2 separate regions of the Homo sapiens genome follow, and region 2 is linked to region 1. A link is a loop called in an ENCODE intact Hi-C map of the cell type or tissue named here. Cell type or tissue: CD4-positive, alpha-beta T cell. All regions are shown on one strand. Links, peaks and the distances in the headings refer to the core of each region. The heading gives the core; the rest is flanking DNA. Region 1 overlaps LINC02357 (long intergenic non-protein coding RNA 2357). Region 2 overlaps SEL1L3 (SEL1L family member 3).

The links. Hi-C counts contacts between places; a loop is a spot of excess contacts. Peaks named below come from ENCODE experiments on the same cell type or tissue, not always from the same donor. Only the 100,000 strongest peaks of a DNase experiment are listed, where the experiment ranks them.
Region 2: it touches region 1 in a loop (2.4-fold over the local background); 3 of 110 quality-filtered maps call a loop at or near these places.

What each region holds. Positions count from the first base shown.
Region 1 is chr4:26,074,971-26,090,787 of GRCh38, reverse strand. It overlaps LINC02357 (long intergenic non-protein coding RNA 2357), which reads right to left. Exons shown (of 3, transcript XR_925506.3): 2 at 10,198-10,338. Among named protein-coding and RNA genes, the nearest start is that of LINC02357, 12 kb to the right of the region's middle. RefSeq lists enhancers at 1,989-2,098, 9,409-9,588, 15,777-15,817. In CD4-positive, alpha-beta T cell, for the core only: CTCF peaks have their summits at 8,521 and 8,722 (motif pointing left); a DNase peak (open chromatin) is centred at 8,697.
Region 2 is chr4:25,833,823-25,849,639 of GRCh38, reverse strand. SEL1L3 (SEL1L family member 3) reads left to right here. Exons shown (of 24, transcript NM_015187.5): 2 at 1,776-2,346; 3 at 14,317-14,443. Among named protein-coding and RNA genes, the nearest start is that of SEL1L3, 21 kb to the left of the region's middle. RefSeq lists a silencer at 3,439-3,733 and an enhancer at 5,339-6,107. In CD4-positive, alpha-beta T cell, for the core only: a CTCF peak has its summit at 7,311 (motif pointing left); a DNase peak (open chromatin) is centred at 7,249.

The DNA.
Region 1 (15,817 bases), core at 4,080-12,079:
TTTATTTTCCACTATCTTTCCCTTTGAGTTAAAGCGATATAATTCCTTTAAAAAATGTTGTGGGCTTCCTGTGTATCAAATTATAATCCATACCTAAGACAAAAGAATATCTGTAAGTCTCTTTGAGACAGAACCCTCAAGTCAGTGTGTGGTGAGGCAAAACATTTATAATTCTCAGAAGTGCTACTGTCTGATTAGGAGGGTCTAGAAAATCCCTTTAGCTATTTGTCTAATTGGGAGGTCCATGAGGCATCACTTTAAATCTTGCTGATATTTCAACAAAGGTTCTCACAACCATAGCCCTGATCTGTTCTTTACCTGGAAGCTATGTTTTCTTGGATTTGATTTTTGTCCTTTGGTCATTTCTTACTTTGGGAATCATTTGTTTTCCAGATAATCTGTGAATATAAAATTGTTTAAAAAGATTCCCATCAAGCAAGCCTTGCCTTGGAAATATTGCCTCTAAATTCTGCTTGAAAACCAATCAGTTCTTTCTTAAGCTCATCTCACTCCTCCCTACTTAAAAAAAAAGCTGCCATTCTGCTTGGAAATCTTCTTAGCCAGATACACACATTTATAGGTGTTCTTTCTATCTTTCCTGTCACTGTGGGCAACATTTCACCAATTATTCTGCCAATCCATAACCATGTCCCTGTTAAATTAAATTTGGCCTTAAGCGTCCTCCACACTTTGAATCCTATTGCAACCTAACTTAAGAGTATATTCTTGTAACAAATAGCTGAGTCTCAGCCAACCACGGCAGCCAAGCTTTCGTTAATTGCAGGCTGCCAGCTCCCTGTAACGTCCTTGAGAAAAGAAATCACATCCTAAGAGAAGCTATGTTATAGTGATATAAAGCCCATAATCTGGAGGCGTAGTGTCTGCATTGACATCTCATCTCTACTGTTTACTATCTGGATAATTCCAGGAAGGCTACATAGCCATTTGGTGCCTTGTTTCTGCATCCATAACATAGGCATAATACTAACAGGTAAGTACCTTACAGGTGTGTTATGAAGATTAAATGAGTTAATACATCTATTTTAAATAAGCAGTATCTGGTACCTGGAAGGAGGATAGGAAACACAAGTTATTCTTATTAACGATGATGATTTATTCAGTACCTAGTGCTTAATAAATACAGATGCTCCTGATACTAATAGGTAAGTACCTTAAAGGTGTGTTATGAAGATTAAATGAGTTAATATATATATTTTAAATGAACAGTGTCTGGTATCTAGAAGGAGGATAGGAAATGAGCTATTCTTAATGTTAACGATGATTTTATATTCAGCACCTAATGCTTGATAAATACAGATGCTCCTCAACTTACTATGGGGTTTCTTCCTGATAAACCCATCATAAACTGAAAATATCATACACTAAAAATGCATTTAATCCACCTAACCTACTGAAGCTCATAGCTTAGCCTAGCCTGCCTTAAACATGCTCAGAACACTTACAATGGCCTATAGTTGGTCAAGCTCATCTAACACAAAGCCTATTTTATCATAAAGTGTGGGAAAGCTTGGCGATTTATTGAACAGTGTACTGAAAGTGAAAAACAATATTGTATAAGTACTCCCAAGTATAGTTTCTACTGATTATGTATCATTTTGGCACCACCAAAATTAAAATATCAGAAGTGAACCATTGTGAGCCTGGGACTATCTATGGTTGTTGGCTTGAATTCCTTCTTTTTTCTTTTTAACTCTAAAGTGCAACCTTCCATTTTTTCACCAAGTCCCACAATTTTCTGTTTAAGTCACAGATTGTCTTGAACATTTGAATGGTGGGATTTCCACCCCCCACACCTGCTCCACCCACCCCCATTCCCTCTGACCTGGGGACAGCTGAAGAAGTAGATGACATCCAAAGATACACTTCTATTTGCCATCTCTGCACTGGGGAATGTCTCCTTGGCTGACTCAAAGGTTCTTCCCCAGCACCAGCCAAATGGAGATATAATATCAGTCAGTTGCTACTACTTCCTCATCTGCCCACATCCTGAGCAAAACAGGGGAATTCTTCACATACCCAGAGGAGTCCCTAAGGTAAATAGTCAAATTTCAATGCCTAATTGCCAACTATGATTCAAAGATAATGTAGCAATGAAAAAGCATGTGAGTCCCTTGCCATAAAAACAGCTCTTCAGAGGAAGGGAGTGTCCCCTAAGAGCCACAACTAGCCAAGAACCAGAAATAGCGAGTTTGTTTCTTAGCTATGTCTCTAGTTTCCTGTATAAAAATAAAATGAAGTGAATCATGTTTGCTCCCTAATCCCCACCAGCCTGGCTGCGCCAGGTGTCGGGACGTTTTCCTACAGCCCTATTCTGAGAACCTCTTCCTAAGATCTCCTGTGAGAGCCCAAAAGGAGAAGACTGGCTCCTAGAGCTCCTCATGGGAGCGCAGCATCTGAAAGGATGCCATCAGTCTAAATGGCCTGCTCCTTTTTCTTGGTACTTTAGAAAATATGTCTCTTTATACAATGCCAACAAAATGATTTGGTTATTTAAAAAATACAATATAATAAGATTAAAACACTTCCCTACAATGATAACCTATATCAAAACAAAAGCAAACACAAGAAGTAATACGCCTTCTCTTCATCACATAGAATCACAGGGTTTCATACAGATTCAGCCAGGAACAGCCTGAGATTACTTTAATGCAGTGCTTCTCAGTGAGGGTATTATAATAAGTTGAGGCTTTCTGGCTCCTTCTCAGGACCAGTAATGCTCGGCTCCCCTGCCTTCCTATCCCCAGGTATTGCAACAGTCAGATAGACTTCCACAAATTTCCAAACACCATCCCACATCCCCTGTCTCTGGGCACAGTACCACAATCCTTGCTCGCACTTGCCCCATTTGAATATCCTGCACTGAGAAAAGTTAAGCAAGGCCAGGCGCGGTGGCTCATGCCTGTAATCCCAGCACTTTGTGAGGCCGAGGCGGGCAGATCATTTGAGGCCAAGAGTTCGAGACCAGCCTGGCCAACATGGCAAAAACCCCATCTCTACTAAAAATACAGAAAAATTAGCTGGGTGTGGTGGTGCATGCCTGTAATCCCAGCTACTCAGGAGGCTGAGGCATGAGAATCATTTGAGCCTGGGAGGCAGAGGTTGCAGTGAGCTGAGATCACACCACTGTACTCCAGGATGTACTCCATCCTCGATGACAGAGTGAGACTGTCAACATTTTGTTCTCCATTTTCCAATGAGGAAACTGAGGCCAGAGTAATTAAGCAGTTTTGTCAAAGCTCACATCATCAAGTAATTGAACTGCAATTTCAAAGTCATTCTTATCTCAGTATGTTGTGCTGCCTCTTATAACCCCAGATGGTGCCAGGACAAGCACAGATGTGGGTTTTAATTTAAAACATTTATCGAGAGACTTCATGAAGTCTTAGGAATCACTTAGGAATGCCGTCGTGGTCAAGTGACCAGTTAATGAAGGGGCTCCCCACACTGACGAGGAAACCACCAATGGGTTGAGATAGTCCCAAGTGAAACTGTCCTGCACCGATTATTTCCCTAGCAGCATCCATGGCTAGCAGCATTCCCTAGCAGCATTCCCACGAGGGATCTTAGTGGCCAAGCAATAGTGTTTCTGCATCTCTGGAAAAGTCCACTCTGACTTTCAGCCAGAAAATAATTGTCTATGTTCATAAATTGGCAAAATACATTTCTTGCTACAATAAACAGGACTGCATCTCAGCAGGGGGTGGGGGAGCCTTTGGATAACTCTCCCTAAAGCTCCCTGCATCTTTTTGTATTTTCTGTCATCCCTGCAACTCACATAAACATTGTCCAGACCTCAGAGATATGACATTAGCTGGTTCTTTTTTAGTTGATTAGCTCTTCTGATATATTAGTAGATTATCAAAAGCAGTTTCAGTATGTCATAAAATCTGTTTGGTATTAAGTTGTACATGATGTGTTTTTCTCCATCTAGCTAAATAGTTTCCTTCAAATCTGGACCAGATGAGCACCCTGGGACTTGCATGAGCTCATGTGTGTATCTGCGTGGAATGCAGTACGTTGGGTCCCATTGGATGTGTGAGCATGTGTTTGGCCCCAGTGGAAATATCCTTAGGCACCGATGCCTCAGTTAGGGAAAAGATAAAGGCACAAGCTCAGATAACACATCTGCAAAATGTTAACGTCCTGGTGGTGCTCTCTATTCGAGCCACTTTTCCGGTTCTGTTTGATGGCTAGTTTAGGCAAATTGTGACGAGCATGAAATTGCCTTGATTCAGCAGCCCCTTGGGACGGGCATCTCATCCCTGCTCCCGCTCACTGTGCCTCTTGCTGCCGCAGGCTCACTGAGGCTCCATAGCTGGCTCCTGCTCATTCATTCAACAGGTCTCTTTTGAGCACCTATGATGTGCTAGGCACAGTGGAAAGAGGAGACTAAGAGCAGCCCTTGTTTCTGAGATATGGAGGAGGGTATAGAAATGTGAACCGACAATTGTGTTACAGCAGGATAAATATATCTACTGGAGCAGAAGAAGGGTCCAGACTAGTCCTGGGGAGAAGTGTGGCTCAAGAAAGCCTTCCTGGAAGGTCTACCCAGGAGCAGAGAGTTGAAGAAAACCCAAGAATGAGAGCTGGCGCTGGCCAGCTGTAAATAAGAGAGAGGTACCCCTTCTGGCCAGGAGCAGTCTCCTGCAGGCCATGCAGGTTGGCAGGCCCAGTGTGAGCTGTATTTAGTCTCTCCTCGTCCTCTCAAGTAGTGCCCTTGAGAAGTCAGCAACCTGCACAACCTTCCATGGGATCCTGGGATTATCCATGCCTTTTAGTTTCCTAGGGCTGCTTAACAAATTATCACCTACTGGGTGGCTTAAAACAACAAAACTTTATTCTCTCATAGTTCTGGAGGCCAGAAGTCCAAAATTAAGGTGTTGGCAAGTCCATGCTCCCTCTGCGGGCTCTAGGAGAGAATCCTTCCTTGCCTCTTCCGGCTTCCAGTGATTCCTCTGGGCAATTCTTGGTTTCAGGTTGCACTGCATTGCTCCAATCTCTGCCTCTGTCTTCACAGGACTGTCTGCTCTGTGTCAAATCTCCCTCTGCCTTTCTCTTATAAAGACACATGTCATGGGATTGGGGGCCCACTCAGGTAATCCAGGACGATCTCATCTTGGGATCTTTAAGTTGCTTGCATCTGCAAAACCCTTTCTCCAAATAAGGTCACATTCTCAGGTTCTGGAAGTTAGGACAGGGCATATCTTTTTGTGGGCCACTACTCACCCCAAGAGACCAGGTGAATAAGGAAAAAAGTATTTTCAGACAGGAAGAGCAGAGGATGTAAAGGCAAGGAGGTGTTTGTGGACTTGCTTCGTTCTTCAGTGGCAAGACTGCCTGGGGCTTAGGCTGCCAGAGGTGTGGTGGGGAGCTAAGACTGCCTTGGGAAGCAAGGAGCTGGTCTCAGAGGACCTGGAGTGCCCAGCCAAGAGGCTTGAACCACAGCCCAAAGGCAATAAGCAAGCTTTGCAAAATTTTAATTTTAACCTAGAAAGATCACGTGGGCTGATGGTTAGAGAATGTACTGGAGGCCAGCAAGACAGGAGGTGAAGAAATTCCTTCCAGAGGATGTTGCTCTTCCTCAGGTAAGGAATTTGGTGGCCTGAGCTTTGGAGAAGAGGTTATGATGGTGTGACACTGAGGAGAGGGGACCACACACAGCACTTGGTGGCTGATGTGAGCTGAGTGGGGAGGGAGCACTATTCCGGAGGTGTCCTGGCCCCAGCACTGCCCATCGTCCACCTTCAGGCAGCTATGGATACACTGGCACTGCTCTTCACAGATCAGCCCTTCGCACTTGAGAATTTGAACATGAATTTTCAAGAGCTTTGAAAGCACTTTGACACAAAAGAACATCCCCAAGAACTGGGTTGAACACTGACCTCTCGAAATTCATGTCTTCCTCGAACCCGTGGGTGTGACCTTATTTGAAAGTGAGTCTTTGCAGATGTAATTATGTTAAGGATCTCAAAATGAGGTCATCATGGCTGATCCAGGTGGGCCCTAGGTCCAACAGCAAGTGTCCTTATGTGAGAAACGCAGAGAAGGGACACTTAGGGAGAAGAGGGGGCCGTGCGAAGATGGAGGCAAAGATTGGAGTGACGCAGACACAAGCCAAGGAATGCCAAAGATTGCCTGGAGCCACCAGAGGCTGGAAGAGGTAAGGAGGGATTCTTCAATAAAGCCTCCAGAGGGAGCATAGCCCACACCTTGATTCCAGACTTTTTGGCCTCCAGGGCCATGAGAGAATAATTTCCTGCTGTTTTAAGAAACCAAGTTTGTAGTAATTTGTCATGGCAGCCCTAGGGAACTGCTACAGATTGACAATGAGCATGAAATACTTTGGACTTTAAAATAATAAGAAAAAGGAAAATAGCAAGATGACTAGATAGATGACTAGAAGTATGGGAGTTTCGTACTAGCAGCTATTCTTGTTCTAAGAAAGGGGCCCCTTCAGCCTTCCTGTCACTGTGCCATAAGGGACCAAGCTGTCTTGACCTTTTAAGTGAGTTTGCTAATCTCTCCACCTGTTTTCTTTGCTAATATAGCTGTTCTTTCTGTCATGCTAGTGTGCACCCGGGGAGCTGACAGAAATCATTGGCTCTTGATACTGATCATGCAATAAAAATGGCAAGCTGATTAGTCAGCCAGAAAGGAGAAGCCTTTTTCCCATTAGAGGCATGATCTAATGCTGTAATCACCTAGCCTGCTGACAGCGGCCAAGTGCTTGTGGTCGCAGAGTCCTCAGAACAGGTGAACCCTGTTAAAAAGCACCCTTCTCCATGGTTTCAGCTGTCCTGCAGAACATCTTAAGTCTCAGTCCCTGAAATATAACAATGAGACGGAACTCCTGTGTCCCTGAGTTTATGACAACCTTCCAAGACCATCCTTTTTGTAAAAAATATATATATATGCAAATAAAAGAACTCCAGCTTCCAAACCAGGAGGCTTCAGGAAGCCCAGGGTTCTTCCAAGGAATGTAGACACAGTCTTGGCATTCACTTACCATTTCTCCACCTGGATGTGTGTCCCTGATCCAATGGATTCAGTGCCTCCCTTCACCCCAAGACAATGCTAACATGAGGCTTTCTGGCTCAACTGAAAGCTTGAAAAAATTTCAGTGCAGAGAGGGAAAAATGAAGCTCAGTGTCAGCCATGACCAACCATACCCCAAGTCCTTGGGTCAAATCTCATCCCACCCAATTCCTACTGGTCTTCCTTCACCTTCAGGCTCCCAGCACATTGCCAGGTGTGCTCCTATGCCGTCTTTACCTCCACACCGGGGTTTGCATTGACTGTGTTTCTCTTTCCCTGAATGCCGTGCCCCCACAGCCTCTTCCCTCTGTCTACCAGTGGAAGCCCCAAATCCATTAACATCGGTACAATCCTCACTCTTTTACTTTGGTAGACACAGAGCTTGAGTGTTTCCTTGTCTAGGCTTTCCCATCCCAGAACGGAATTTCCTTTTGCACAAATAAAAGCTCAATTAAGAACGTTTTCTCCACCAGAAAGCGGGGCCCCCACAGACTAATTTGGGTTTCCATTTTTAGCAGCACAAAGAATTGGCAGAAGCTTTGAAATTGCAGTTCTTCCTCAAAGACGCCCAAGAGCCCAGATCCAATTCTGAGGCAGAATCAAAGTTCACCTACTGAATTTCCCTCCTCTTACTTCCATGACAGGGAAAGCTTTCCCCAAGCCCTCAGAGAACTTGATCTTTGTAAAGTAGAAGATGCAATTCTTCTCCCAGTAATCAGCACTGGGTGACTTTGATCAAGAAGGTTAACTGGTCTGAGTGTTGGACTCCCTAGCTATAAAATAGAATTAATAATACCTTTTCGCCATAGGGTTATTGTAAGAATATTTAAAGAAAGAACTTAAGAAAAGTGTCTGGCTTGGTGTGTGGCACACAAAATACGTTCATTACTTCTTCCTTTCATTGTATGATTAAGCAATAGTTTGCTTTGTTGCCTTATACAAGGATTATAATATAGTTCTAAGGATTATCTGAAGTTCAGAAACTGGTTAGCGAAGATACACTGAGCTCTCAACAAAGTCAACATGCACTGCATTATAGAGTGTTCTCTTGGCTCCATATCTGCACATGCCTGTAATTATTTATTTGAGATGAATTCCCAGATATGGAATTCGTGGTCAAGAGGTACATACATTTTTAGGACTGCCGCTATACATTGCCAAATTGCCTGACAGAAAGTCTGTGCCACAGACTTCTTACCTCCCCCACAGAATTGTGTCCGAGAGCCTATTTCTTGAAATCTTGAGTTTTTCCTCAAAATGTATTAGCTTGATGGGAGAAGAGCGGTTGTGGAATTGTTTCTCAAACCTGGAAAACAAGCATCCCACAAACCCAACTCACTTATTTTAAAAATGAAGATCCTAAGACTCAGAGAGATTAAGTGACTTGGCGAATTCATCTAATTAGTAAGACAGCCAAAATCCATACCCCATGTTTCCTAATGCTGGAATTCTTTCCATTATACCACTCCAGAGAGAGAGTGTTAGCCCTGAGGTGAAACCACTCAGGGACTGCTTAATAACAAAGTTCAATTAGACCAGAGGGAAGGCGCTGTAGAGAAAAGTGCTAATGCAGAGAGCTTTAATTAGTGTCTGGCTAATTCATCCTCAGATAAGTACAGTGTAGTGTTTGTGTTAGCACCACCTACTGGTGAAAATTTAGACTTGTACAGGATTCCTTTTATGGAGTTGCAGGTAGAATGGGAAAAATCTCCGGAAGATTTGGACTGCTTTAAACTGTCTTATTCTAGAAAGAAGTCGGTAGAAAAATGAGTAGGTATGGAGTCATTGAGTCATGAACCATAAGGACTTCAACTTCTGTGGTCTCAGAATTGCTGTGAATGAAGTTCCAATTTCCTGCAGCAACAAAGTCAGTTTCCTGTTCTTCCTATCGGCTATGTAGAATGTAAACCTCTTCATTTTTCTATAACCTAATTTCTAGTTTAAGTCTACATTCTTCTAGTGGCAGGAAACTTAATATATAGTGTCTTCCTGGTAAAAATCACTCACTTCAGTGTTTATGCAGTCATGCCGGTTTCAGTCACTCAATTCAAAATTTCATGCCCTTCCCTTCTTCTTGGGGTTGCTGGTAAGATCCTGGAAATATAGGATGGTGTAGGTGTAGAAAACGGGGTTCTGGGGGACTGAGAGAGGGATGGGGTGGTATGGTCCACAGGCATCCTTAGCCTGAAGCAGACCTGGTCTTTGGCCATCAGCACCTATGCGTAGTGGCACCCAGGGGCCATACTTGGAGGCTGCCAAGTCCTCCATTGTTAGAAAGCCCTCCATCTCCACTGTATCTTCTTGTCCCAACCTCAAGCTCTGCTCAGGTCTGCGGCCCTCTTTTGGCCATTTTGTGCCCATTTTGGAGGCAGGAGCAAGGGAAACTTTAGGATGCTCTCTTACATGGGCCTGGCTGTGACAGATCGGGGGCTTTCCTGGGGCCTCCCCACTGCTTTGCTCTGTTGCGCTCTCTTCTCCACTATGGCCAGCATACAACGCAGGGGATGGCAAACTATGCCCTGTAAAGGGCCAGACAGCACGTATTTTAGATGAGTACTCCACTCTGTTACTGTAGCACAAACGCTGCCACAGGCAATAGATAAATGAACGGGCATGGCTGTGTTCCAATAAAACTTCACTTACAAAAGGAAGTGGCATGCTGCATTTGGCCCTCAGGGCCCTTGATGATCTCGGTATGTATCTGTGCTGTTCTCCCCTAACTCCAGGCGTCTCCCGTAGATCAGGGCACACATTCTCAGGTCTTGGCATTACTAAACCTATCTTGATGATTTATCACCCGCTACCCCACTTCAGAAAATCACAAGACGAGGGAGCAGGCAAAGTGCAGGACCCCTCAGGGCTATGTCAGCATCTTCTTCTTCCCTTCTCCTCTTTCCCTAGCTAGAGCAACCATCCTTTCCTCTCTTTCCATTCTCTTGTTTGTAGTATAAACTTTTATGTCGTGCTTACGTGGGGCTTAGCCTTTAGATTTGATCACACTTTTCTATCACAAACCTTGGCTATGGAGGACCCACCCAATCTCTGTAATAAGAGTCAAGAGCCTAAATGATTCAAAGTCAAGAACTTGACATTTGTTCTGTGTTCTTCATAATCCCTCCCTTCCCTGTGAGTAGTGGATACCTGGAGTGACTGGGAATATGGTCCCATGATGTCCTCTAACCCTTGCTAAGTTCTGGGCTTTGACCAAGCCTCAGCCATACTCTGAGGGCAGCTGGATTCAGGTAAGTTTGCTGGTCTGGTATTTGTTCCTCTGTCTTTATCCTATGAGGAAATAAGAAGAGTAAGGTTAACTTGACATTGTTAAAAAAACTGCTCACTCACATGAATAGAAATGAATCCTTTTGGGGCAAAACCATTTAGAACAGAGCGTTTCAAACTGCAAATTGCAACCCTTTAGGGTAGGGGTAGGCAATTTTTTTTCAGTAAGGGCACAAATTGTAAATATTTTAGGTTTTGTGGGCTGTACTCAACACGCAACTCTCAACTCGCAACTGCTCAACTCTGCCACTGTAGTGCGAAAATGATCAAAGACAATGGGTAAACAAGTGAGCGTGTCTGTCCTGTAATTAAACTATTTATGAATACTAAAATGTGAATTTCATATAATTTTCACCAGTCATGAGATATCATTCTCCTTTTGATTTCTTCCAACCACTTAAAAATGTAGAAAATTTTTAATCTTATCTTTTTAACTTTTATCTTATCTTTTTTATTTTATTTTTTGAGACAGAGTCTCAAAAAGTTGTATGGAGTGCAGTGGTGTGATCTCAATTCACTGCAACCTCTGCCTCCTAGGTTCAAGCAACTCCTGCCTCAGCCTGCAGAGTAGCTGGGACTATAGGCATGTGCCACCATGCCCAGCTAATTTTTCTCTTTTTACTAGAGACAAGGTTTCGCCATGTTGGCCAGGCTGGTCTCAAACTCCTGGTTTTAATGCAATCTGCCCACCTTCGCCTCCCAAAGTGCTGGGATTGCAAGTGTGAGCCACCGCGCCTGGCCAAAAATGTAAAAAACATTTTTAGCTTACAAGCCTTACAAAAAGAGGTGGTTAGTTAGATTTAGCCCTGGGCCATAATTTGTTGACCCCTCAATTAAGGGGGTCATGAAATCAGTTAAGTGATACTGGACAAAGAATTTTTTTAAAAAGAAATAAGATAAAGTAGAATGAAGGAGACAAAATATCAGAATATACTGTACACAAAAAAGGTTTTGTAAAATGTTGATTTCAGTTAATACACATTTGTGTGTATTGCACTGTGATGCAAAATGTATTTCTTGCTGTGGAATGTGGCTGGAAAAAGTTTGAAAATCAATTTGGAGAAACATTTCTTTCAGTGTGACATTTTTATTTCCAAAGAGTTATGCCTTTGTTTATTCCACACACCTTAAGATTTGATGTTAGTGTTGCCAGATAAAATATAGGACACTCAGTTAAACTTGAATTTCAGATTAAAAATAAATAAATTTTTAGTATAACTATGTTCCATGCAATGTTTGGGAAATACTCATACTAAAAATTACTCATTTCTTATCTGAAATTCAAATTTGACTGAGTATCCTGTCTGTTTTTCTAAACCAGACAATCCTATGTGGTATATTACAATTGGTTATTATTATTATTGTAATGATCTTAAAACTCAGGTAGGGGCAGCCCAGTTCAGCTGGTAACTTAAGGGAAAATTGACATTTAACAGTTCTTCCTATATGCCAGGTTTTGTGCCCTCTCACAATTGCAGAAGCACTAGCCCTCACTACAGCCCTCTAGGAAAGGTACAGCTTTGTTATCTTCACTTTACAAGTGAGGAAACTGAGGCACAGTCTGACCTCAACAGGGGATTTAACAGTATAAGAGGGATGGTTCCAAGTCCTTGCCACACCACCAGGCTGTTGGGAAAGGCAAGCCCTGTGAAAGGGCCACCAGCTGTTCTTGGTCCTGGTGGTGCAGTCAGGAAGGCGGAGGGGACAGTGGGAGTGGCAATGAGGGTGCATTGTCCATGGAGTATTGAGCCCAGTGTAAAGATGATCGAAGTCATTTTATATTCACTATGCAATGCCAGTGATAACCTGTCCCCTCCCCATCGAGGCTGACTTCCCCACCCGCTTGACATGCCACTATTTGGCATATGATTGGTGCTCAGAAAATGTTACTTTCCTCTTTCTTCCTGCTCTTCTTTTCTCTACCTTGGCAAATGAGTTGCAAACCACTTGCCCATTCTGATTAGTAATGACAGCCTGGACTGCTGGATTGGGAAGGATTCTGGAGTTGAGTCTTTGCTCAGAGTAAATGAGTGCTGTGCTCTGGAGGCTCATCTGCTAGAGAGAGGTAAGAAGTGGGTACATAGATAGATACCACCTGCCACCCTATAGTTAAACGCTTTAACCTACAGAGCACAAGCAAGCATGCTGAGCAACGATTCCCCGCAAGCCCAAAACTCCTTCCCACTTAAGACAAAGTAAGAGAGGAAGAGGAAGAGAGTTTCTATCCATCACATCACCTTGTCCCACCCCCTCTAACACACGCAACTCCTGAGTGACCTGGAGCTAGATGCTGGAACACAGATTGGAGAGGCACAGGCAGGCTGGACAGGCAGGCAGGGCACAGGTTTGCTGGGCACCAAAGGCCAGAGGCAAGTTAATATCTCCCCTCCCACTGCCCTTCGCTGCCTGAAGCTTTTGCACTCGGCTCACCATAGTGTGACCAGGTGCCTCTGTTCACATGCGCCTTTTTGGAAGCTGTGGGGAGGAATGCCCTTCCTTGACTCAGTTATGTGCATGGCTGGAGGCAGGGCTACAAAAATAGACTGAAGGCAAGACTTTCCACTCTTCCATTTCCCCAAAAGTAGTTTCTTCTTGGACACAAACTGCCATCTTCTCTAAATTCCCAAATTGAGTAACCACTTGGAAGGCTTTCTTGTTTTTTTTTTTTTTCTTTTTTTTTTTCAAATGATTTTTCCAGCTGTAATTTTTCTTCAGTATGGAATTTTGCTCTTTCTGCCTTGAACTTCATTATAAATCCAAGTTTAAAATCAGAACTATTATAAATAGCCTTTGTGTACAGCAAGCGTTTGGGCATGCCATGTTTTAACCTTGAAGTAGCCTCCCATTTAGGTGGCTCTATAATTCCTCAGCTTGTCCGTTTATCCTCTGCCCCCCCAAATTGGAGGTAATATTAGAAAGGCCATGTGCGGGCACACCTTCAGATGAAAGGAGTTGATATATTTAAGCGCATGTTTAAGGTCAGAGAGAAGGAATGTTCAAAAGCATAGAAAGGTATTCGGATAGTTTCTTGGATATTTAATACCTTTGGCAACACCTTATTTTCTTGAATTAGGGTCTTGTGGGTCTAGAAATGGCTTCCAAAACTATTTAGTCAATTTCCTCTTGGGGAGCGGTGGTAGAAAGGGGCAATCCTTCCTCTTACAGCTCAGGCCAACTTTCTATTTTGTACAGAGGTGAGGATATTAGTCATGATATGAAGGAGAATCCACGACATTTTGATAATTCTGGCATATGTACATCCGAAAATTGCAAATTTAATTTTTCTTAGCATACCAGAGAGACGAGTCTTCAAGGAAATGGGTCTGACTCTTGAGCTTTGTTTGGTGTTGCTTTGGCCAAATGATTTGGTGAGTCACTTGTTATGGCTTTCCCTCGGGGTTCAGTGTTGTTTTTCACTGTGCCCTTAAAACCAACTTCTAGGCCACTTAGGTGTCTTGACCAGACTTTCTGGGGCCATATTAATTCCAACCTCAGAAATTTTGTTCCTGCTTAGATATCCCCAGGTTTTCTCTCCCCTACATCTATCCTTCTACACAATCCAGATTTCAAGGTCCCTTACAGATCTCAGGTCGGTCAAGCCATCCTTGACTTGTGAAAAACCCTGCGATTTCTCCCATCTTTGAATGCCTTTTGGGATCATCATCAATATCTAATCTTTGCACTTGATCTCTAAGAATCATCTACATTGTTTAAATTTTTCTTAAGGGAAAAGGCTATGTCTTACGCTTTTTCTATATTTTCCAAAACACCTGCCCCATGTTGGGCATGCCCCAATCAATACTGGATTGATAAATGATTGAGAAGTCTTCACTAGGCCTACAGTTCATGCATCTATAAACATGGAGCTTCCCTTTATCTTTGTAGGGTTTGACCAGAATTTGCCCCCAGCCTTACCCGATTACAGGAAAAATAGTGTTCAAAGTAGGAAGCTAGTTCTGTGAATCCACATTTCCTTTGTTGGGCAATGATCTAGCTGCATGTGGCATAACATTTGCTGACACACAGTGTACTCACTCTTTTTTTTTTTTTTGGTCAGAAAAAGACTATTTCCATTCAAGTCACAAGTGGTGAAGGGTGGTGTGGTTTCTCTGTGACCTTAGGCGAGTCATTTCACCACCTTCAGCTGCAGTTTCCTCTTCTACAATTTTCCACCTCTAAGGTTGGCAGTTCTATGGTTTGGGGGCTGCTCAATGCTTCTAAGATCTCATCTAACAGATTTGTTTGCATGACAATGGGAAGGATTCTAAGGTTCAACTTCATTCTCCGCTCTGGATCTAATGTGGATGGATGGGGCCAGCAATGCTAGTAATTATTGGCTGGGACCTTCTCTCTGTATTAACCAGAGCTCCTTATATCATTCTAGCTAGCAGCTCAGAGCCTACCTTGAGGATGGCGGCATTAATCTGTCTGCTTAGGGACATCTAGACATTCTGCTAATCGTTCTTGCTACCACTATGGATATCCCTGATAGTGCAGAATCTTCTGCCTGTGGTTCTGTAAATGGGCCAAGTTAATTCTTCTGTTAGAGCCTTTGGAAAATTCAAGACAGGTACCAGTGACTAATAAAGTGACTAATAAAGGCTATATTAAATGCCCTTTCTCTTTCTTTTTTGTGGTTGATGCAACAACAAGATTGTCTAGTCTTGTTAGCCATAATTTTATAAGTTGTTGGCTTTGGTGATATATTTCTGCTTTATCATTTTAGGTGTCACATCTTGAGGACAGATGTCTTGTGTAAGACATGGGCTGATTTTCACTCGACAAAAATTGGCCCTTGTGTTAGAGGGAGAATAGAGGAAACCACTCTATTATTAGACTTTGAAATGAATGTTTATGGCCCTATAAAGTGACTAGCTAGTCTGCTGTCTGCCATGATTGAAGAGAGATCTAAAGCTAGGTCTAATTAAGAAATATCTATTATCTGATTGCTGTTGTGTTTAATAAGCTATTTAAAACAGAGAAATTATTTTGTGGAATTTAAAAAAGTGAGTTGATTGGATGCATCGGATTTGGACTTCTAAAGGATTTGCAGCATTTTTTCCTAAAAAGGCATTGTTCAGTGGGAAGTGACAGTGGGATTATTGCTCCTTGTTAAGTAAATTCAGCATGTGATTTATGTGCTTATATTTCCATGCACATTCAAGGAACCAATTCTCCTTTGAAATTTCCAAAATAGTGATGCCAAAAGAAAAAAAAAGAAGAAAGCGAGGAAGGAAAATCAGAGTTTCAGAAGAAAGTAAGCTGTTTGGATTAGAACTGAAACCACATGGGGTCCAGAAATCTTGTAATATTCTGCCCATTAAAAGTTCTTCTGCAAATAAATGTGCACATGCAAAAGTGGGGGTCGGAAAGCCATCCATTTGGATTCAGCAGCATGTCAGCCTAATTATACTAGACAATGCTGAGCTCAGTAATTCCACTTTTGATCCATTGCTGTGTGAAGTTCATTATTATCTGTTTC
Region 2 (15,817 bases), core at 2,616-10,615, 240 kb after region 1:
TGTTAAGGACATTCCCACTGTTTTGCAACCAGCACCACTTTCTGTCTCACTATTTCATCGTCCCAAACTGAAACTCTGGACCCATTAAATCCTAACTCCTCAATCCCCTCTTCCCTTAGGCCCTGGTAACCTCTTTTCTCCCTTCTGTCTCTGTGAGTTTGACTACTCTAGGTGCTTCATGTAGGCGGATGATATAATGTCTGTTCTCTTGTGTCTAGCTTGTTTTCCTTAGCCTCATCTCCTCAAAGTTCATCCATTTTACAGCATACATCAGAATTTCATTCCCTTTTATGGGCTGAATAATATTCCATCCCATGTATATACCACATTTTTTCTACCCATTCATCCATGGATGGACCCTTGGGGTTGCTTTTGGCTAGCGTGAGTAATGCTGTTATGAACACGGGTGTACAAACATCTCTTCAAGTCCTTGCTTTAAATTTTTGGGGTGTATATCCAGAAGTGGAATTGCTGGGTCTGATCATACCATAATTCTTTTTTGAGATGGAGTCTCACTCTGTTGCCCAGGGTGGAGTGCAGTGGTGTGATCTTGGCTCACTGCAACCTCCACCTCCCGGGTTCAAGTGATTCTCCTGCCTCAGCCTCCCAAGGAGCTGGAATTACAGGTGTGCACCACCTTGCCCAACTGATTTTTGTATTATTAGTAAAGACAGGGTTTCACCATGTTGACCAGGCTGGTCTTGAACTCCTGACCTCAAGTGATCCACCCACCTGGGCCTCCCAAAGTTATGGGATTGAAGGCATGAGCCACCACGCCCAGTCTGATCATATGATAATTCTGTGTCTAATTTATTTGAGGAACTGCTATACTATTTTCCATAGTAGCCACACCATTTTACATTCTCATTAAGAGTGCATAAGGGTTCCAGTTTCTCCACATCTTCACCAACACTTGTTATTTTCTCTCTGTGTGTATGCGTTGTGTGTGTTTAATAATAGCCACCCTAATGGATATGCAGTGGTCCAAAGTGACCTTTTTCTATTGTGTTTTGGATACTTGAATCACAAAGTCATATTTAGGAGAGCTCTTAGCACTCACATATCAGCACCTCATGCTCAAAACCTTGCATTGATTTCATGACCAGATAAATAAACATTCAGCTAAAATCCTTCTTGGTGCATGTAGCATTGTCTGTGGTGAAAGAATCAGACAACACAGCCCATCGTCTGAGCTTACTTGTGTGTGACCAGGAGCAATAGAAGCCTCTTGCCTGTCCATATATCATGCAGGCTTGCCCTGGCTTCAAACTTATGGGAGAAAAAGGGGCCAGGTTGGCATCCCTGTTATGTTCCCTCGAGGGTGCACTTTTCACTTTTCTGCCACCCTTTGATTTGGTAGTGTCTGACCCACCATTTAAAGTCAGGACAATGGTTTGAAAATGTCTGAAGCTGCATTGTCTCTGTTTTATTCTAAGGCAGGTTCCCTTGCTACTGGATTTGTTGTGAACCAACTTCTGCCTTTGAAAACCAACTCTGGAATTATTGCCATGTAGATGTGACAGTCACATTCTGATCAGCAGATGTTACTGTGTCTGGGGAGAGAGTTTAATGTGGCCTCATCTTCCTTTGTATTTGTGTGTTGGTTTTTCCCCAATTCTTCAGTAGTGGTTTTGACATCTTTTATCTCCCGCATTCATTCATTGCTTTATGTAGATTGATATTTTTTTATCCCAGGAAAATAATGATTCAAGTATCTGTTATGATGAGGATTTTTAAACTTTCTGTATTTCTTACTTTCTTTTTCTTTTTTTCAGAATGTTGTACCATCTTTGGGTAGGCAGACTTCCCTGACGACATCAGTGATACCCAAAGCTGAGCAGAGCGTGGCTTACAAAGACTTTATTTATTTTACTGTCTTTGAAGGAAACGTTCGCAACGTTTCTGAAGTCTCGGTTGAGTATTTATGCTCTCAGCCTTGTGTTGTCAATTTGGAAGCAGTTGTTTCATCTGAGTTCAGAAGTAGCATTCCCGTGTACAAAAAAAGGTGGAAGAATGAGAAACATCTTCACACCAGCAGGACACAAATAGTACATGTGAAATTTCCAAGCATTATGGTTTACAGAGATGATTATTTCATCAGACATTCCATCTCTGTATCTGCAGTGATAGTACGCGCCTGGATTACTCACAAATACAGTGGCAGAGACTGGAATGTTAAATGGGAGGAAAACTTGCTCCATGCTGTAGCAAAGAATTATACCCTCCTGCAGACCATCCCGCCTTTTGAACGCCCTTTCAAAGATCATCAAGTGTGCCTTGAGTGGAACATGGGTTATATTTGGAACCTTCGGGCAAACAGGATTCCACAGTGTCCTCTGGAAAATGGTAGGTCATCTATCTTGCTAGGAACCTAATTCTCATTTTTTCAGATAGCCTGTATCATGATCGAATGGCAAGAGAAAATTCTTCTATTAGCGAAGGGGGATACAGGGAAGATGGAGGGACACAATGAGTCTGTAACTTTGGAGTTTGAAGACAAAAGGAGAAAAATTAAAAGGGGAAGAGAGGAGAAAGATTAGGAGAGAGCAGGACCAAAGATGAAAGAACAGAACAGAGGAGCTGAGGAAGGTGGACTTTGAGAGGGTTAGATCTGCTTTAAGCTGGAAAGGAGTATTCATGCCACCGAAACAAGGATTGGGAAAATCTTCCCACTCACCTTCCAACAAGCCTGCTAAAGTTTCCTCTTTTTTTTTTTTTTTTTTTTTTGAGATGGAGTCTTGTTCTGTTGCCCAGGCTGGAGTGCAGTGGCGAGATCTCACTCGGCTCACTGCAACCTCCGCCTCCCAGGTTCAAGCAATTCTCCTGCCTCAGCCTCCCGAGTAGCTGGGATTACAGGCACCCACCACCATGCCAGGCTAATTTTTGTATTTTTAGTAGAGATGGGGTTTCACCATGTTGGCCAGGCTGGTCTCAAACTCCTGACCTCAGGCGATCTGCCTGCCTTAGCCTCCCAAAATGCTGGGATTACAGGTGTGAGCCACCATGCCGGGGCCTCTATTATTTTTAAGCAGAGTGTTTTATCCTGGAGGAGATGAGAACCTAAAGGAACCCTTCCAACAGAAAGGGAGGTTGTACCACAGAATGGTAACCTCTGGCTGGGCCTGATTCCTGTCCTGCCACTTTCTATCTCTGTAACCTTGGAAGTCTCTGAGCCTCAGTTTTCCTATCTGTAAAATGGGGATAACAAGCAGTTCCTTCAGAGCAGTGCTGTGAGGACTAAATGAGATGTGATTGCTCAGCACATCATCAGCACTCAGTGAGAAGCTGTGATGATGATAGAGTCCACACTCTGCATTTTATCCTAAATGCCACATGGTCACAGCCTCAGCAGGACCAATCCCGGAGGCTCCAAGGCCCTTCTGCAGCCTCCCTTAAGCCGTGGGGCTGGAGATCTCAGGCATGTGCTGAGAGGCGGCACTCTGAAGTTCTCTCCATTGGTGCAAGGAGCGCCTTGCTCTGTGGATGCCGAGTGCCTGCCAGCTCTTCTTCTGCCCCCTCAGTGGGGAGCCCTCCCCACACATGCGCCCAGTTGTTTCCTCAACTGTGGCCCTAGGACCACCTGTGACAGAATCACAAATGCTTGTTGCAAATGCAAATTCCTAGGCCCAGTCCTTCATCTACTTAGTCAGGATCTGCGGGGGTGGGGGAAGGCTTGGAATCGGCATTTTAAACACCTTCCTCACGACTCTAATGCACCCTAAAACTTGAGAACCTGTGGGCCAGGGACAGAGCTGGTTGGACTTAGGATTGCTATGGTTCCCGTGTCCCGACCCCCAGCCAGGCTTGGCAGGCAGAGGACATCCATGGATTTGTGGCAACAGACCCTTCCACAGGAAGTGCCTGACATTTCATCAACAGGATGGGTTTGGGACAAGGTGACTTAAGGACATGCACTCTAAGTTTTTCCTTTAGTGATCAATTTCTTGTCATCTCTGGGATGTGATTTCTGTTGGGCTATCTTTGGGGGAAATAATGACTGTGGCGATTTCTTGGTACTGTCCCAAAACAGCTCTGCATATAATGAAAACTGAAAGGACCTGTGTCACCATACATGATAGTTGGTCAGAAGCCACTTACCCTAGAACTGGCACATTTGATATTTTTCAAAACTTTTTCTTGTTTTGAGACAGGGTTTCACTCTGTTACCCAAGCTGGAGTGCAGTGGCACGATCATAACTCACTATAGCCTCAACATCCTGGGCTCAAACAATCCTCCCACCTCAGCCTCCTGAGTAGCGGGGACCATGGGCATGTACCACCACACCCAGTTTATTTTTTTATTTTTTTGTAGAGATGGGGTCTTCCTATGTTGCCCAGGCTGGTCTTGAACTCCTAGGCTCAAGCAGTCCTCCCACCTTGGCCTTCCAAAGTGCTGAATTAAAACTATTTTGAAATAAGTATAGATTCACAGAAAGTTGCAAAGGGTACAGGGTCCCTGTGTATCCTCACCCCCGCTTCCTCATTTTCCATAACTACAGTGCAAAATCAAAATTGGGGAAGTAATGCTGATCTAATACTGTTAACTGGACTCCAGACCTTACTCAGATTTTACCACTTTTTACAGGGGGTCCTGTGTTTGTGTAGATCTATACAATTTTAACCTACATTTTAATAACCCTGTCTGTCTGGTTTATTCTGCATTTGTGCAGTGCTTTAAATGAAAAGATGTCTAGAAGATGAAAGTAAATTCCCTTTCTGTGTGTGTGCACATAGTGGGGAGGGTGGGATGGGTAGTTAAATGTCTGAAAGCAGTCAAGTCAATCATTTTGATGATCAGTGTGCCTCCCTCTTCCAGGCAGAGCCCCATGCAGGCATCTGTCTGGAATACCTTCCACAGGGCCACCTAATTTGTTAAGGGGAAGATAGCGTGGGGCACACACAGCCACAATTTGCTGTACCTCCGACTTTGTCAGGGATTAATGATTCCATTTCATATTTGACAAATCATGTATTTCTGATTGAAGAATGACTGAATTGCAAGCTGGAAGTTTCCAAATGAAATCATTTAACGAACTGGCTCAGTTCTTAGGGCACCTGAATATGCCCTTAAAATGTGAAACGTCTTTTCCTTCTTTTGTTGTTTCTTCTCATATTCACAAGGCTTAGGAACAGCACAGTGGGATTTTTCTCCTCACCTGCTTCAGAGCATTACCTTAGGAGTGAGAATTAAACCATAACGCAGAGAAAACCCTTTCCCAAGAGTTAAAGTCACTGAAAATGGTGGGGAGCTCCATGCACCCTCAAAATAAGCTCTGATTACAAGGCTGTGATTTGTTTACCGAAAAAGGGGCACACATTCTTCCTTCTCCAAAAGACAGATCACAAGAGGGTCTGCAGCAGTCCCATGGAAAACATCCATGACCTTTGTTCTGGATCTGGGCTGTGGGGATAGAAGGGGGCCAAGCCTCTGGTTTGTTCTTAGCAGGGGCTTCTTGATGAACAAGAATCAAGTCAGAACAAGATGGCATTAGTGAGGCTCCGAGCTGAGCCACAGGGGGCCTGTCATGTATGGTCCCTGTCTCAGCCAGCACTGATGTGGGGTTTCAGGGAAGGTTTTCTGTGTCAAGTGCCTGGTGTCCTACGATGGCCCTGCCTCTGAACTGAAGTACTCCCTGACTTGCTTTCATTTTCCTTTTCATGTATAAAAAGAGTCAAAGTCCCTGTGCCCGGGCGTTCTGGAAGTGTGCTTGGAGGGCCTCCATCGCTGGCTTTGCCAAGGCTCCCGAGGCGAGGGCCACGTGTGTCCAGACACGGCTCTCAGCAGCTTATCTCCTTTGCCAGGCCAGACCCGGCCAGGCCATGAGGCTGATTTTTGGTGGAGACGCAGCAGACGTTTACCCAGCCCTGCAGGGAAAACCTAACCCAGATGAGAAGTCGGTAGCCATTGGGAACACGTGTGTGCCACGACTCGGCCACATGCCCCCGGTGCACGTGTTACTGCTGCATTCTGGGTGTGGGGGGCATATGTAGCCATAGGCAGACTGTGGATCTACCTAATGTGGCTTATTTCCTTGAGGGAGGGGACTGGGCGTTTCTGTTGTCCCTCCCAAATCACATGTGTGCCTGACTCACGCTGGAGTCACAGAAAGAAAGGAATCAGCCATGCAGGCCAGTGACTTGGGCCCCAGACCTGGGGACCCACCTGGACTTCTCTTCCTGTCATACTCTATTTTGAGAGTCACCTAGTGCTGGCTGTATGTGTCACATATTCAGTCCCTTCTTGCATTTCTCACCACGTGGAGTGCCGTCATCCTGGTCTAAGCCGTCATCCTCCTGTCTGGACTCCTGGCACTGCCTGCAAGTGGCCACCCAGTTTTGCCCGTCGTACCCTCCTCACCCCCCACCAGCAGCCAGTGCAAGGTGATTGCATCACTGCCTGATTAAGCCCCCCAGTTCCTCCCATAATCCACTGATCCCAGTTAAGATCAACCCATGCCCCTTACTCTGTGGGAATCTGTCCCTGTCCCCTTGCAGCCTTGTGTCCCACCACGCACACCCTTCCCCACTGCTTCCAGCCACAGGGGCCCGCTTGCTTCTCCTGGAGCATACCAAGTTCATTCTCACTTTGGGACATCTGTGTGACTGCTCCCTCCACCTAAGATGCTCTTCTCCCAGATCACCACATGGCCACTTCCTTACCTCACCTACCCCTCTGCTCCAATGCCATCTCCTTATCTAAGACAGCAGGCCCACCCCCACCGCCCTGCCTGTCATTGTCCACCTTCATTTTCCTTCCTGGCCTGATCACCACTGGACAGTTTCAGTAAATATCTTTAGTTGCCTATGTGCCTATTTCCTGGCCCACACTGGAGCACAAGCTCCATGAGGCCAGGGGACTTGTTTGCTTTGTTCTGATGCTGATCATAGGCCCCTGCACTCATGACTACTTGTTGATTGAATGAATGCTCTTAACCAAGAGGGAAGGACAGTTTGTGAACATCACACACTGATACCCTTGCAGGGCTGTGTTGCCACATGAGGGAGGGTGTGGGGGTGGAGGTGGCAGTGCTCCTTCCCTAGGGCCACTGCACACACTCCACAGCTTCCCAGACAAACCCACCAGGGCTGCGCTAGTTAAGGCTGCAGGCTCCTCCTGTTCAGGGATTCTCCTTTGCAGCCACAGGTAAGCTCAGCTTCCCCTTTGTGGTTTAAGTCTTTGATTCCCCACCCCTATGTCTTTGCTAAAGCAGTTTCTTTTCCTTAGAATAGCTCCTGTTCCGCCCCGACTCCCCCTGCCCACGAAGCAACACCGCCCCCCACTGCCACTTTCCATGTCTGCTTGGCAAAATCATGCCCCTATTTCAACAGCCTGCTCAAATTTCTAACACTTTTCTAGCCCCCACCCTGAAGTTTTGTTGAGTTTTTTTTTTTTTAATTTCCACAACCAGAAATTAACTTCATAAATGCTGGCCATCAGAATGCTGTGTTGGTACTGCTCCTATGACACGTATCATGATTCATTCAATTAAACAAAGATTGACTGAGCACCTACTATGTATCAATTTCTTTACTGAGTGTGGAGGCTTAAAGATGAGGACAAAGCCACCCTCTTTAACATGGCTACCAATAGTTACAGTCACTTACTGCTACTGAACATTTGCTATGTGCCAGGCACTGTCAAAGTGCTTTATGTGGTTTACGTGGTTATCTAATTTTTTTGAGACAGGGTCTTGCTCTGTCACCCAGGCTGGAGTGCAGTGGCGCGATCTCAGCTCACTGCACCCTCCGCCTCCCAGGTTCATGCGATTCTCCTGCCTCAGCCTCCCGAGTAGCTGGTGTTACAGACACGTGCCACCACACCCAGCTAATTTTTGTATTTTCAGTAGAGATGGTGTTTCGCTATGTTGGCCAGGCTGGTCTCAAACTCCTGTCCTCAAGTGATCTGCCTGCATCGGCCCCCAAAGTGCAGGGATTACAAAGTGCTGGGTGAACTACAGCGCCTGGCCCGCTGTTATTTAATTTAATATGCCCAATATTCCACCAAGGAGAAAACAGAAAACTGACTCAGAGAGATAGAGTAGTTTGTCTAAGTTTGCACAGCTATTAATGAAGATGCTGGAGTTTGAACCTGGATAGTTTGGTTCCCAAACCCCACACTTATTCATTAGGCTAAACTACCAGGTGATGTCATGAAGCTATTTATTTATTTTAAGTCATTCATTCACTGAAAAAAAGTTCCTGAGCAATCTGTGTGTGTTAAGCACTTTGTGTGGCTTCTTCAGAGGAGGTGACATTTTGACAGAGACTTGAAGGATGTGTAGAGTTTTCATGGATCAAAAAGGAGGGGCTGGGTGCAGTGGCTCACGCCTGTGATCCCAGCACTTTGGGAGGCTGAGGCAGGCAGATCACTTGAGGCCAGGAGTTAGAGACCAGCCTAGCCAACATGGTGAAAGCCCATCTCTACTAAAAATACAGAAAATTAGCCAGGCATGGTGGCATGCATCTGTGGTCCCAGCTACTTGGGGGGCTGAGGTGGGAGAATTGCTTGAATTCAGGAGATGGAGGCTGCAGTGAGCCAAAATGGTGCCACTGCACTCCAGCCTGGGTGACAGAGCAAGACTCTGTCTCAAAAAAAGAGAAGAAGAAGGAAAAAAAAAAAAGGAATGAAAGAAGGACATTGAGCTTTCAGGCAGAGGGGAAGGCATAAGCTGTGGCACACAAAGGAGAAAATTCCGGATTGGGAAATGGTGATAAGCCTTTGTTCCTTGACGGGAAAGATGGCAACAAGGGCTTCATCTCACAGGCTAGCTTGTGTTGCTTGGGGGTGGCTGCCTAGAGCATGGTGTTGAGTAGGATTCTGAGGATGAGTCTGCACTTACTGAGAAAGAGTGCCATGTCCATCAGTTACTGTCTGCCATGGAGTGGAAATGTGGACTAGCAGCACACTTGCTGTGGTTTATTTTCCAAGGTATAATCTCAGGTGTGACATGGGCAATTCAAGAAGTAAGACTGGATAAGCAGTTTAGGAACACTCTTGGAAGGTTCTTAAATGCCCTAATGTTTAGCTTTATGAACACTTCTCTGATCTTCCCTCTTAAATAAGAAACTCTGGGGCAACATGGCAGTTTTCTTCTTCTCCACTCTTTTCGTTTCAAAAATGCATTCTCATCTTCAGATCCAATGGACTGGAAGTATGATTTTTTATAACAAAATTTCATTACAACAAAATGATTGAAAGTTAAGTCAAGTGTTGGAACCAGCCTTGACTTGTCTTTGTGAAAAAAAATGGTTTATGCAGCAGGACTATTCAAGTCAATGTCATGATAGTACTTTTAGTAGTTATAAACTATATATTTGGCATTAAAAAAAACAGACCTAGTTCCTTTTTTTCCAGTTAATCATGGTAGTCTGAATTTTTCAGTAATAACACTAATTAATGCCTAGCATCTACATTCCCCTTTATGATTTTTCGAAACACTTTTTTCACACACATTGTCTCATTTAATCCTCATAATAGTACCATGGGAAAGACAGTATTATTCTCAACCTTTCTTTAACAAAGAGGAAAACCGAGGCTCAGGGAGTTTGTTTAACTGGAGTCCAGACTTCCTGATTCTTTTGACTTTGCTATGCCGCCTCTCTGAAATATGCTAATACAGTCCTAACCCAGGTTCTAAATTAGAAAGAATACTTTTTTTAAAGTTGAATTTTTATCGATGTGAATCATCCTGTTTTCTTCACCCACTGGACTTTGTGTCTTTGAAGCGGATTGGGCAGACTTGGAGGCCGAGGGTGGGGAGGCCTTGGGATGTAGCTGGCTCCTTCTATATGCCTGCCCGGAAGTGCTCAGAGCTTTTGTTCTTTTCTTTCGTAGACGAAAAAGTAATACGTGTACACGGTAACAATAAAAAAATTTAAATAGCGTGAAAAGGTTTAGGGGAACGAGTAAGTTTCCACACCCCTCCCCCTCGAATCTTCTGGTCCTTTTCCCAGAAGTAAATTCATTAGCAACAGTTTCTTGTGTTTCCTTCTAGAAATGTTCTCTGCACATACAAGCGTTAAGTTGTGTCCCGTTTTCTTCCTGCACAAATGAGAGGATTCTAGAAACAGACCTGCGCTCATTAACAATACAGTAGATTTTTCTGTACCAGGACATGCTGCCGACCTCATTCTTTTCAACAGCTCCTTAGCGTTGCATCGCCTGACAGACCGTAATTTATTTAACCTATCTTTTGCTGATGATCATGCTGTTGCTTTTAACCACAAGGCTTCACTGAACATCCCTGTACATGTATCTCTGTGCACACTCATAAGCATGTTTGGAGGATAAATTACTAGGAGTAGAACTGGTTTTATTCTTAAGATTCCTGCCATCGAATGTTCCACAGACTTCCTTAGGAACCTGCTTCACTGCCTAGTATCCTTTCTGGAGGAAGTTCTGACCTAAATCATATCTGCTAGAAAATCGAGTTTTTATTCTCAGACTTTGGCTTTAAAGAAAATTAAACACCTTATTGGCCACTGGCTTTTGAATGTCCTGTGTTTGGAAAGCATTATTGAGCTGCCTGTGCTCTGGCTTTATTTCTCCAGGTTGAGAAATCTTCGCTTCTTTCCCCGCAGATTTTGCTTACAGACTTGTAGTCATTGTGATTCCTTGCATTGAGACCATCTTCAGCTTCTCTGAAGGTGGGCTGATGATCTCAGTGGCTTCATTGCTGTGTGTTCGAAGCACATCTGGAGTGGGGTTTTGTTACACAGAAGTGTTACCTTTGTTACGTGGAAGTGTTACCTTTTCCCAAGCAAGGGATCTGTGTCAGGGTTCTGATCACTCAGCTGAACCAGAGAATGGGCTACATAATCGTCCCTTAACCCCACCTGACCCAGGGATGAGATTTAACATATTTAACAACCAGTGAGGGGTGGGGGCCTCGGTGAACTCCAGTGGGTGCTAGCCTTAGTGCTGAAGCCGGCTCCAGAGGCCGCTGTTGGGCCAGGCTCTAACTTGAAGGAGGGGCCAGGGTGGGTGGCGGGGCCTTGGAGGTTCAAGGTGACATCAATTATCAAACCAAAATAGAAATATTTCAGTGTTTTAGCAACCAGTATATCCGCACAGGTCATGCCCACTGAATATCAGCCGAGGTTCTCTCTGGGAGGACTTGTGAGAAGAAAAGCCCATTGGTTTGCAGTGGGGAGGCCAGGTTTGAGTCATATTAGAGCTTCTTCTAGCTATGAAATCTTCAATAAGACACTCACACTTTTCTTGTCTCCAAATGGAGGGGTTTGCACCATATAATATCTGTTGCCTCTTCTTGCTCTAAAATTTGAGGAAATAATACAAGCAAAACAGCAAAGGGTTCCTAACATCAACTGTTTTCCTGGCATTCTATGTTTATGTCTTAATGGTGTCTTTGTTTGTTTGTTTGTTTAACCTAAGCTCTTCATGCAAAATAAGCTAAAGAAATGAATGTGGGGAAAGGATTTGAAAGAAGAAAGGTCATTCTTTGGCTTACGCAGTGTGGTGCACATTACAGAATTGTGGACAGTACTAGGAGGAAGGGAGACAGGTTCAAATCCTGACTTGGCCACACCTATATTCATTCATTCATCAAATATTTATGGGGTCTTTATCAAGTACTGCACACTGTTCTAGATTCTGGGGATGGAATAGTGAATAAGTAAGGCCCCTGCTTTAATGAGTACATCCTAGAGGCAAAGCAGTAAACTTCTTTGGACCTAAGTTTTCCTACCTGTAAATTATTTAGTGGTGGATGGCACTGGTATTGTTGCTACCCATTCCACTGCCCATGACAAGACATCACTAGTCAATTATAGCATTGCACTCAGCCATAACCAGTTATTAGACAATAGATCTATATGTTATCCTGATAAATAACATATAGGATAAATAACATATCCTATATGTTATTCAGATGAATTTTAAAGTCTTCTCCTGCTCCAAAATTAATTCTTGTTCATTACCTCTAATTGTAATCAAAAGACAGTATCATACTGAGGGCAAACTGCACTAGGAATCCAAATTATACACATCGCAAAGCTACAGATTTGAAAGAAAACTACCATTACTTTGGTTTTGTTGGGTACAAACGGTATGTGTTCTTGTAAAATTATTTTAGATCTTTGGGGCTGAGCTTTTTCCTTCATAATCTATTGCGGCAAGTTCTCCCGTTTGACCTGCTTTATTTTGGTCTTTGGACAGGGAAGAGCTCATTGTCATTCACGTTTAACTCTTTCCACTTTAGAAACCTCCTTTATGAAGCTTTTTTTTTTAATTGGAGTCAGGTTGGGCAGAATTGAATCCCATTTGTTTTGACAAATGTTTCCACTGCACACTAGATCACTCAACAGCCATCACCAGCAGAAGGCTTCCTAGGGGTCTAACGTGGCCATCTGGTCTCTTCTGCTCCACTCAACATAGTGGAAGCCAAACCAAAGTTGAGCTGATGTCAACTTCCTTGGTGAATTTTTCCTTCAGATTCCAAAGAAAACCTTTGCAGTACTTCCATTTCTCACCCCTCTCACCACCCCCGTCATAGACCAGCAAGTCCAGTGGGCCCAAATTGAGCTCAAATTGAAAAAACAAAGGGTTTCAAGTGCTTCTGTTGAAATTGATAACTCCACTCTTTTGGATTTCCAAATGCATCTCTACTTGTAACAAACCATGAAGATTTGTGGCTACTGGGGAGAAATTGGCTTATTTAATCTTATTAAAATACACAAGGGCCTGTGATTCTAAAAACTGCTCTTACGATTTCCAAATTGTAGTAAACCAGAGGTACCTCTCTATATAATAAAACTTTTTATTTCCTTTGGGAAATGAGAGCTGGGATGTCCAGCATCCTAAGCTGAAGCCCCCATAATTTGTGCCGATATTGGTGTTTGATGGATTGCACATAAATCAACTCTTCTCTCTCCAAGAGGCCCAGGAAAATAGACTGTTCCCACCATTTAATCATGAATGTCTAAACTAAGGAGTATTTTAAGCAGAAGAAAAGTATCCCTTTTTTTTGAGATGGAGTCTTGCTCTGTCGCCCAGTTTGGAGTGCAGTGGTGCCATCTCAGCTCACAGCAACCTCCGCCTCCCAGCTTCAAGCAATTCTCTCGCCTCAGCCTCCCTAGTAGCTGGGTTTACAGGCACGCACTACCATGCCCGGCTAATTTTTTTTTTGTATTTTTAGTAGAGATGGGGTTTCACCATGTTGGCCAGGCTGGTCTCGATCTCCTGACCTCAAGTGATCTGCCCACTTTGGCCTCCCAAAGTGCTAGAATTACAGGTGTGAGCCACCACGCCCAGCCAAGAAAAGTATTCTTATTCCTAGGTTGAGTTAAGTGGATTCTCTTTTCTTTAGTTGGGGAGAATAGGGAAAACCAAAAATTCATACTTAGGCTTGTTGAAAGTGTTAGGTATTAAGTATAGATGAAATAACTCAGTTCTCCCTTTAAGATTTGTTGTGAACATCCCTATGCTTTTTAGAGCTATAGAGAAGAATTCTTTCGTGTTTGTGAAATAAAATGGAAGACTTTCCAATGTTAAGGTATATGGTTAGTAATTTTTATGTAGGGTAGTATGTTGAATTTACTGTGGAAAGTTTGCACAGAAGAAAAAAAACTGCAATTTTAAGAGTATGGATTCTGAAACCAAAGAGCCTGAGTTTGAATCCCAGCTCCATCTCTTATTTAACCCTCTCTGATGCTCAGTTTTCGATCTGTTAAATGAGGATAATAAAAGAACCTATTTCATAGTTTGTTGTGAAATGAAGTGAGATTATCCCTGAATTGGGCTTAGCATATTGCCGGTGTACACTAAATATTACTTACTATTTTGGCAACCGTGCCTCTGTTTTCTCATCTGTAGACTGGGGATAATAATGAAAATGAAATGAACAAATTTATGTAGCACATTTACAGAAATGTCAGGACCATAGTGAGAACTACAGAAGTGTTAACTTACTGTTGTAACACAAATTCAGATACTTTTCTTAGCATTCAGAGGGCAAGATGTGAAATGATTATGAACACAGAAGCCTGAGTTCAGAACCTGAATTGTGGTTCTATCACTTATTAACTTTGTGAACTTAGCCTCGGGCTTTTCATCTGTAGAATGGAACTAATAATAGAATCTACTTCACAGAGTTGTTATGAAAAGTAATTGACATGGTCTCTGTAAAGTGCTTAGCATGGTGCTTGGCATTTATTCAACAGATGTTTGCTAATATTTTTAGGGTATCTCACTTAAATGTTTGATTGGAGCTCAGCAGAGGCTTTCAGGATGAATGTGGTTTGGGAAGGAATGTTTTTCTGGATATAATTGAAAGGGAGCCATTTTGCTGTTTGCAGATGTGGTTGCCCTGCTTGGCTTTCCTTATGCCTCCAGTGGAGAAAACACAGGCATTGTCAAGAAGTTCCCGAGGTTTCGGAACCGAGAGCTGGAGGCCACTCGACGCCAGAGGATGGATTACCCAGTGTAAGGATGGGTAGCAGAAGGGAGCTGATCGGGCGGTGCTTGTTTTATTTGAGGACCAGAGCAGGCTAGTGGAAGAATTCCTTAGGAAGACACACCTTCTTGGTAAGGTGTTTTGCAAAAATGTTGAGATTTCCATGGCTTAGACAGAATTGGTGGACCTGAAAACCTCAAATGAGTCTTGAATTATTCTTGGCATTTAACAATCCTCAATTTGCCTTAGCCTCCTTACATGACAACGAGTAGACAGCAAGGTGTTGAAGCCTGAGGCCCTGCAAGGTCTCAGGTGCAGCCAGCCAAAGCCAGCACACATTGCAGCCTTGGCTTTGCCTTTCTGTCGTGGAAGATTGGACGAGCTGTTTGAAATCTCACAACTTCTGATCTCCTCCATTGATTTCAGCAAGACCCAGATATATGTATTTTTTTTCCTTCTGCTGAATTGAAGATGCTGAAAATGGTTCCTGGTTCACCTCATACCAGATGGATTTAGCAGAGTGATTTAATTCTTCCCATGCTGCTGGCTGTAGAAAGATCTTGAGTCACTTTACCGAGCGTATGTTCTTGCTAAGCTTCCTTGTAATAACTTATCTTCATGAGCTTGCTCAGCTGGGTGGGTCAGGAGGGAGCTGTGTGGCACCATCTGTTTGCATATCATACCACTGATTTTGAGGCCAGATTATAAAGACCAGAAAGGACTTGTGTGTATCTGCAAAGAACCTGGGGCCACTGTCACTTTAACCCAAACTGTAAATTGGTTACTGGGGTAAATGAAGAGAAATCAATGCATTCATTTTGACCTTGATCCATGTTTCACATACAAAATGTAATCATTCCCACTTCCTCATCTTTGAACTACTGGTCAGTAGCATTGTGTGCGGTATCAAGGGGTGTTCAGTAAGTCTTTTCTGAATGATTGATGGATCACATATCTTGGCTAAATGTGTCCTGGTTAAGTTGGCTACTGGTATTTTATCCTCACTCTACAAGTCACAGATGTACAATATTTTTTTCGACTAAAATAGCCCCAGTCCAGGAATGGGATAATTAGATTAATTGTTCCGTATTGGTCAGCCAGGACCGTGATACTGAATAACCTAATCTGAGCATGAAAATAGCATATATGTGTCCCTATTATCACATAGTGATGCCATTTGTAGATGATTACATTTTTCTACCTTATGGCTTTTATCTGTGAAAGGAACAAAATTGCTCAAAAGGCTCTAATTATGTTTTTTCTTTTAACATAGAAATTAAAATAGCTTCTTATCATATCACCTCTTATTAAAATCCAGATTTTTTTAATCTATGTCTGACTTTGTAAGCCTTAATCAAGAATTCAAATAGCAGGCATGTGAGATTCTCAAAGAGGCAGAGAAA